2 separate regions of the Homo sapiens genome follow, and region 2 is linked to region 1. The links are chromatin contacts, found by Hi-C in ENCODE. All regions are on one chromosome and are shown on one strand. Each heading gives the region's core, a stretch centred on a gene start or an enhancer-like site at or near the end of the contact. The rest is flanking DNA. Distances are from core to core; before and after follow the strand shown. Region 1 holds the start of STAT5B (signal transducer and activator of transcription 5B). Region 2 holds the start of NBR1 (NBR1 autophagy cargo receptor).

What was found. A loop is a pair of places that touch in the nucleus more often than their neighbours do. Pooled maps may share reads with other maps.
Region 2: a loop to region 1 is called in a pooled map, with 12 times the contacts of the local background. The contact joins the promoter of NBR1 here to the promoter of STAT5B in region 1. A Hi-C loop is called at or near these places in 7 of 50 pooled maps.

Annotation. Positions count from the first base shown.
Region 1 is chr17:42,275,115-42,277,681 of GRCh38, forward strand. It overlaps STAT5B (signal transducer and activator of transcription 5B), which reads right to left and starts at 1,277. Exons shown (of 19, transcript NM_012448.4): 1 at 1,134-1,277. RefSeq lists a silencer at 910-1,519.
Region 2 is chr17:43,169,942-43,172,508 of GRCh38, forward strand. It overlaps NBR1 (NBR1 autophagy cargo receptor), which reads left to right and starts at 1,273. Exons shown (of 21, transcript NM_005899.5): 1 at 1,273-1,361. It overlaps LOC101929767 (a long non-coding RNA gene), which reads right to left and starts at 462. Exons shown (of 2, transcript NR_110868.1): 1 at 185-462. LOC124900391 (a long non-coding RNA gene) reads right to left here and starts at 1,023. Exons shown (of 2, transcript XR_007065760.1): 1 at 475-1,023. It also overlaps a transcript of BRCA1 not described here and the pseudogene BRCA1P1. RefSeq lists enhancers at 94-303, 574-623, 874-983, 1,304-1,413.

The DNA of each region.
Region 1 (2,567 bases), core at 27-2,526:
CTCAACAAACAGCCGTGTCACCTGAGCAGGCCACTTACTCCACCTATCTGGGCCTCAGTTTCCTCATTTGTACAATAAAAGAATGGCATCATCGCTGGGTTCCTTTCCAGCTCTAACATTCTTTGACCCACTTTTGGCACTATTTATTTGATACGAGGTATGGCGGGATCACAGGGACCAAGAAGAAAAGAACTGACTCTGGCTCTTTGGCAAAGAGAGAATCGGTATCTCTTTTAGTCTTTAAAATTCTTGTGCTTTTCATTAATCCCGTCTTTCTAAAAGCTGACACTTGGTTTTCTTCTTTGGCTTTTCCATCACTGCTGGCTACAAGTGTTTGCAACCGCCTCTTGCTCCGTGTGAGTTCTTTCCTCTTTGTTCACCCCGACCATCTTGCCAGATTCCTTTAGCCTCAGACCAGCTTTTGTGATACAACTCCCCTTCCGACTCTCCATATCTACCCCCCGACACCAGGAGCACTTTTAACCCTTTATCCCTGACTAGAAAGAAAAAGCACACTGCATCCCACGGCCACACGCACGAGCCCAGGCCTGGCGGGTCCTGATGTGGGATCCCGCCCCCCAGAGTCTTATCGAAACGTTCGTATTTGTTGTCTTGATTCCTTATAAGGCCCTGTTTCTTGAAGCTTTGCTAATACCCCCCACCGCACCAGGCACCCCCGCAGGCTCATCCCATCCCCGGAGTCCCGGGAACCTCTTTTGAAAGAAAGAAGTTAAAGCAAGGAAGACGGCTGGGGATATTCGGAATTGCAACGTGAAGGTGTGAGGCGGCTGACAGCAGCCCCCTGAGCTCCTATGGGGTCGGCGCGGGGTCCCCACACACCCACTCAGCACACGCGCACGCAGCCTTTAAAGCGCACGCCCCCCGCGGCGCCGCGGCGTTCGCAAGTCCCCCTCGCGCACCCCGCATTGCCCTCAGCCTCCCCGGCAGCCAACCCGGACCCCCTCTCCCCGCGCGCGCCCCTCGCCCAGCGCGCAACCACCGCGGCCCGGGAGTGATGGCGGCGGCGCGGCCCTGACGGGCGGCTGAGCGGCTGGAGCGCGGGCCCCGCCCGGGCTGGCTCCCCGGCCTGGCTCCCCCGGCCCCGGGCCCAGGGCTCGCCCCGCAGCTCCTACCTCGCTCGGCCCCTCGGGCGCCCGCGGCTGCTCCGGCCCAGCTGTCTGGCTTGCCCGCCCGCCCGCTCGCTCCCTCCCTCGGCCGGGCCGCCGCGCGGAGTTGCCTGCGCTGGGTCCCCGCCCGGGGTGACGGCTCCGGCCGCCGACTCTCCTCCCGCCGGGGCCCGCGGGGGCGCGCGCGCCGCTCACGCGCGGAGGCCCAGGGACGCGCGCCGCTGGCAACCCGGAGCGCGCCCCGCTTCCTGGTTCCGCCCGGCGCGCGCTCGCTAGCCCGCTGTCCCTCGCGCCCCCTCCGCGACCGCCCTTGAAGGACCCGGACCCCCTCGGCACACCCGAGGTGGCGGCGCGCTCGGCGGTGCCGGTGCCGGCGCCGCGCGCACCCCCTTTCTGCGGCGGTGGGGTGTCTTCCCGGCTCGGCTCCCTAGCCGACGCCGCACCGCAAGCACATGCTGCTTTGTTTGGGTTGGGTCGACCACCACTAGCAGGGCTAGGGCGCACTGTCGTGGTCGTTTTGGTTGGCCCCCTCCGCGGCCCGCCCACCTCTCTCCCTGGGAGCCCAGGCCCGCGTTCCGGGTCCTCTCCCGCCGAGGCCGAGGTCAGAAGTCCACAGGGGCCCCGATCAATAATTATCCTGGGTTTGCCCCCGGGAGGGCGTCTCAGCCAGGGCTCCTGCCGCCTGCATGGGCACGGCAGGAATTCACATTCGCCCAGGCCGAATTCACCTGTCCGAGTTCCAGGGTGAACCTACGGGGGACGGGGCGCCTGGGGCCGGTTCCCTTCCTGGGAAAATCTGGCTGGCTCCCACCAGTCAGAGCTGCGGGAGGGACTGCTCTCTCTAGAGAAGAAAGAATAAACAGGGTCATCTGTAGGATCCAGGGGAAGGGGGTCCCCCAGATCCTTTCCACGTGCTGAGGAGGGGGTTGCGGTTGTGGGAAGCCAGGCTGAGTCACCCACTCTCCTTTCCTCTGCTACGTCTATCTCCCGGAGCTGGCCAGCGGTTTCCCTGGCAACCCTCCAAGGGCTAGCACTAAAGCAAGACATAGGAAAGCTCCAGAAGCCAAGCTGCAGGGGCCAAAAGAGAGAGAAGGACCCCTCCCGCCCCCACTCAGACACACAGAGCTCCCCTGTGTGTATGCAAAACGTTCATGTCCAGAGATGGCCCAGAGCTGCAAGTTCTCCCATAGTCCTCCCTGGGCAGCTCTTTCCAGCGGCCTTCTCTTCACCTCCAGAATGACACCAGCCACAAAGGTCTCCAGCTGGTCAAAAAACCCTTCTCCGCTACCCAGGCCACTGCTGCAGTCCCATACTCTGGGCCAACACCTGGCACAGTGCTTTGCACAGAGTAGGTTCAGGGAGCTTGGAGGCCAGAGAAGGAAGCAGGAAGCAGGATGGATGCGCCAACCAACCCCGAGCTCTCTGGCAATCTCCCTGACA
Region 2 (2,567 bases), core at 23-2,522, 890 kb after region 1:
AGCCAGGCCAAAAAGTTTCAATATTTACACTGGCTGCTTTAATAAGGGCATTGATCTTATCCTCCGTAAAGGTCACCTCATAGTCCTGCAGAATGAGGGCAGAGTAGATGCAGGCAAGCTGGGAGACGGAGGCCATAGCGCGGGCGAGTGTGGGGCTGGGGCTGCCGGACGCGGTGCTACTCACCGGATGAAGTGAGGGTCTCACCCCAACGCGGCCTTAGCTTCCTCGGAAGGACCGAACACCTTGGCGGCAGCCGAGGAAAGGGGTTCCACAGTTTTAATTTATCTGTAATTCCCACGCTTTACTGTTGCCACGGAAACCGCTGAGCAATAGCCTCTCAGAATAGGAAATCAAGACACAGTCAGAGGAAGGGCGGGACAGAAAGAGCCTAGCATCTCTCGGGGCTCTGGGTTGGCCACCCAGTCCTCCCCTGGTGACATAAAAAGAAAGAGACGGAAAAGGAAGAATTCTACCTGAGTTCGCCGTAAAGCGCCCGCCCTCTCGCCTCTACGCTTCCAGTTGCGGCTTATTACGTCACAGTAATTGCTGTACCAAGGTCAGAATCGCCACCTGAGGCCTGAATATCAGCGTAAGATAGTGTCCAAAGCAGTCTTAAGAAGAGGTCCCATTACCCCACTCTTTCCGCCCTAATGGAGGTCTCCAGTTTAGGTAAATAAAAGGATTGTTGGGAGGTGGAGGGAAAGAACTACTATTTCCAACATGCATTGCGGAACGAAAGGCCTTGGCCACACTGTTCCTTGGAAACTGTAGTCTTATGGAGAGGAACATCCAATACCAAAGCGGGCACAATTCTCACGGAAATCCAGTGGATAGATTGGAGACCTCCGCGGGCTTATACATGTCAACAGTAATGGATTGGAGTGTTGTTATGTTCTCCTATCTTGAGAGCAGAGACTAGGCCAAAAAAAGATACCTACAACTCCTAGGAAGACTACGATTCCCATCCAGCCCCACGAGTCTCGGGCAAGTAGTCCTCTAAGGTCAGTGGCCTGCGGGGACGCAGTGGGCGCCGAATTTGCCTGGGGAAGGGGAAATCCGCTCTGGCCCACATCTGCGCACTCCTAGTTCCGCCCCTCAGCCTCAATGTTTGTTATTGTTGTTCGGGTTCAGGTTGCTTCTGCCCCGCCCCATCGACGCAATCTCCACCAATCAATGGCGTGGTCGTTTTGAGGGACAAGTGGTGAGAGCCAATCATCTTGGCGAACACTCGGAGAAACAGGGGACTAGTTACTGTCTTTATCCGCCATGTTAGATTCACCCCACAGGGATAGCGGCAGAGCCGGTAGCGGACGGTCCTTGCATTGGCCTCCGGCAGGCGCCCCCCGGGGGCGGGAAGCTGGTAAGGAAGCAGCTGCGGTTACCTAGGGGTGGGGTCACGTCACGCTAAGAGGGTTTGGGGAAGTTCAAGGGAGGAATCCTGCAAAGAAGAGGGGCGACTTTTTCCGTGTTTCGGGACAGCTAATCTTTTTAGTGACAGGATGAGAGAGCCCTTCATGTTCAGAGGGACCGAGTTGGCGAGAAGCGCCGGAGAGTTGGAGAGTCTGTGGGTCAGAACATCCGGCTTCTACTGATGGAAGGCCACGACTCCCCAGTGGAATGAGGGCCTAGGCAAAGAAAATGAGAGAGCCCTCGGGGTAGTGACACTGTCTTGGGAACATGGAGTGCTAGGAAACGAAAACTGGAAGACTAGGATGAACTCTGCAAGTAAAAAAATGACACTACTTACACATCCTTCTCATCCCATCCTCGTTTTTTCGAGACCTTAAAGAGATCTCCTTGGTTAGGGACCTTCGGTTTTGGAAAGGCACTGTTTTTCCTTTTTGTCAAACACTCAGCTTTCAGGCCACACTTTTTTGAGACAGAGTCTTGCTTTCTCAAAGACCAACCCAGGCTGGGCTTGAACTGCTGAGCTCAAGCGATCCTCGTGCCTTGGCCTCCCAAAGTGCTGGGATTACAGGTATAAGCCACCGCTCCCGGCCTCAGGTCACACATTTTAAAGCCTGGATAACTTGGCTTGTAAAGGCCTCTGGTGGAGACAGTAATCAAAGCTCAGGTTGCCAGGTCTGTTTCATTAAAGGGATTTTGTTGAGGCTGAAAAAAAAATCGACGTGGAGGAAAAGCTAACTTGTGCCAAGCAAAGGTGAGTCAGTGGCATGGACTTACAATAATGCCAGTTATGAAAGCTGAAGGCCTAAGACCCAGCTATCTGACTCTACTGGCTGTAGACCTAAGGGGCAGATAGGGTTAACCATAGCTTTGGTGTTTACACACGTTTAAGATTAATGCTCCTGCTGAAAGAATTTTTTTACATGTCAGCCAAAGAGAGTTCCTTATGAAGACCTGGATATGGTCCAGCCAAGCTAGAATCTCCCACTTCCTGTTTTCTCTTAGTTGGCCCACCAGCTGGAGGAGCTCCAGAGTATCTAAATTTCCAATTGTGTAATTTGAGAAAAAGAGAGGAAGATTCATTTCCTTCACAAGTAGGGAAGTGTGTTTCTTGAAGTTGGAAAGTGATATTTCAGAATACCCACTTTTGGCGGACTGA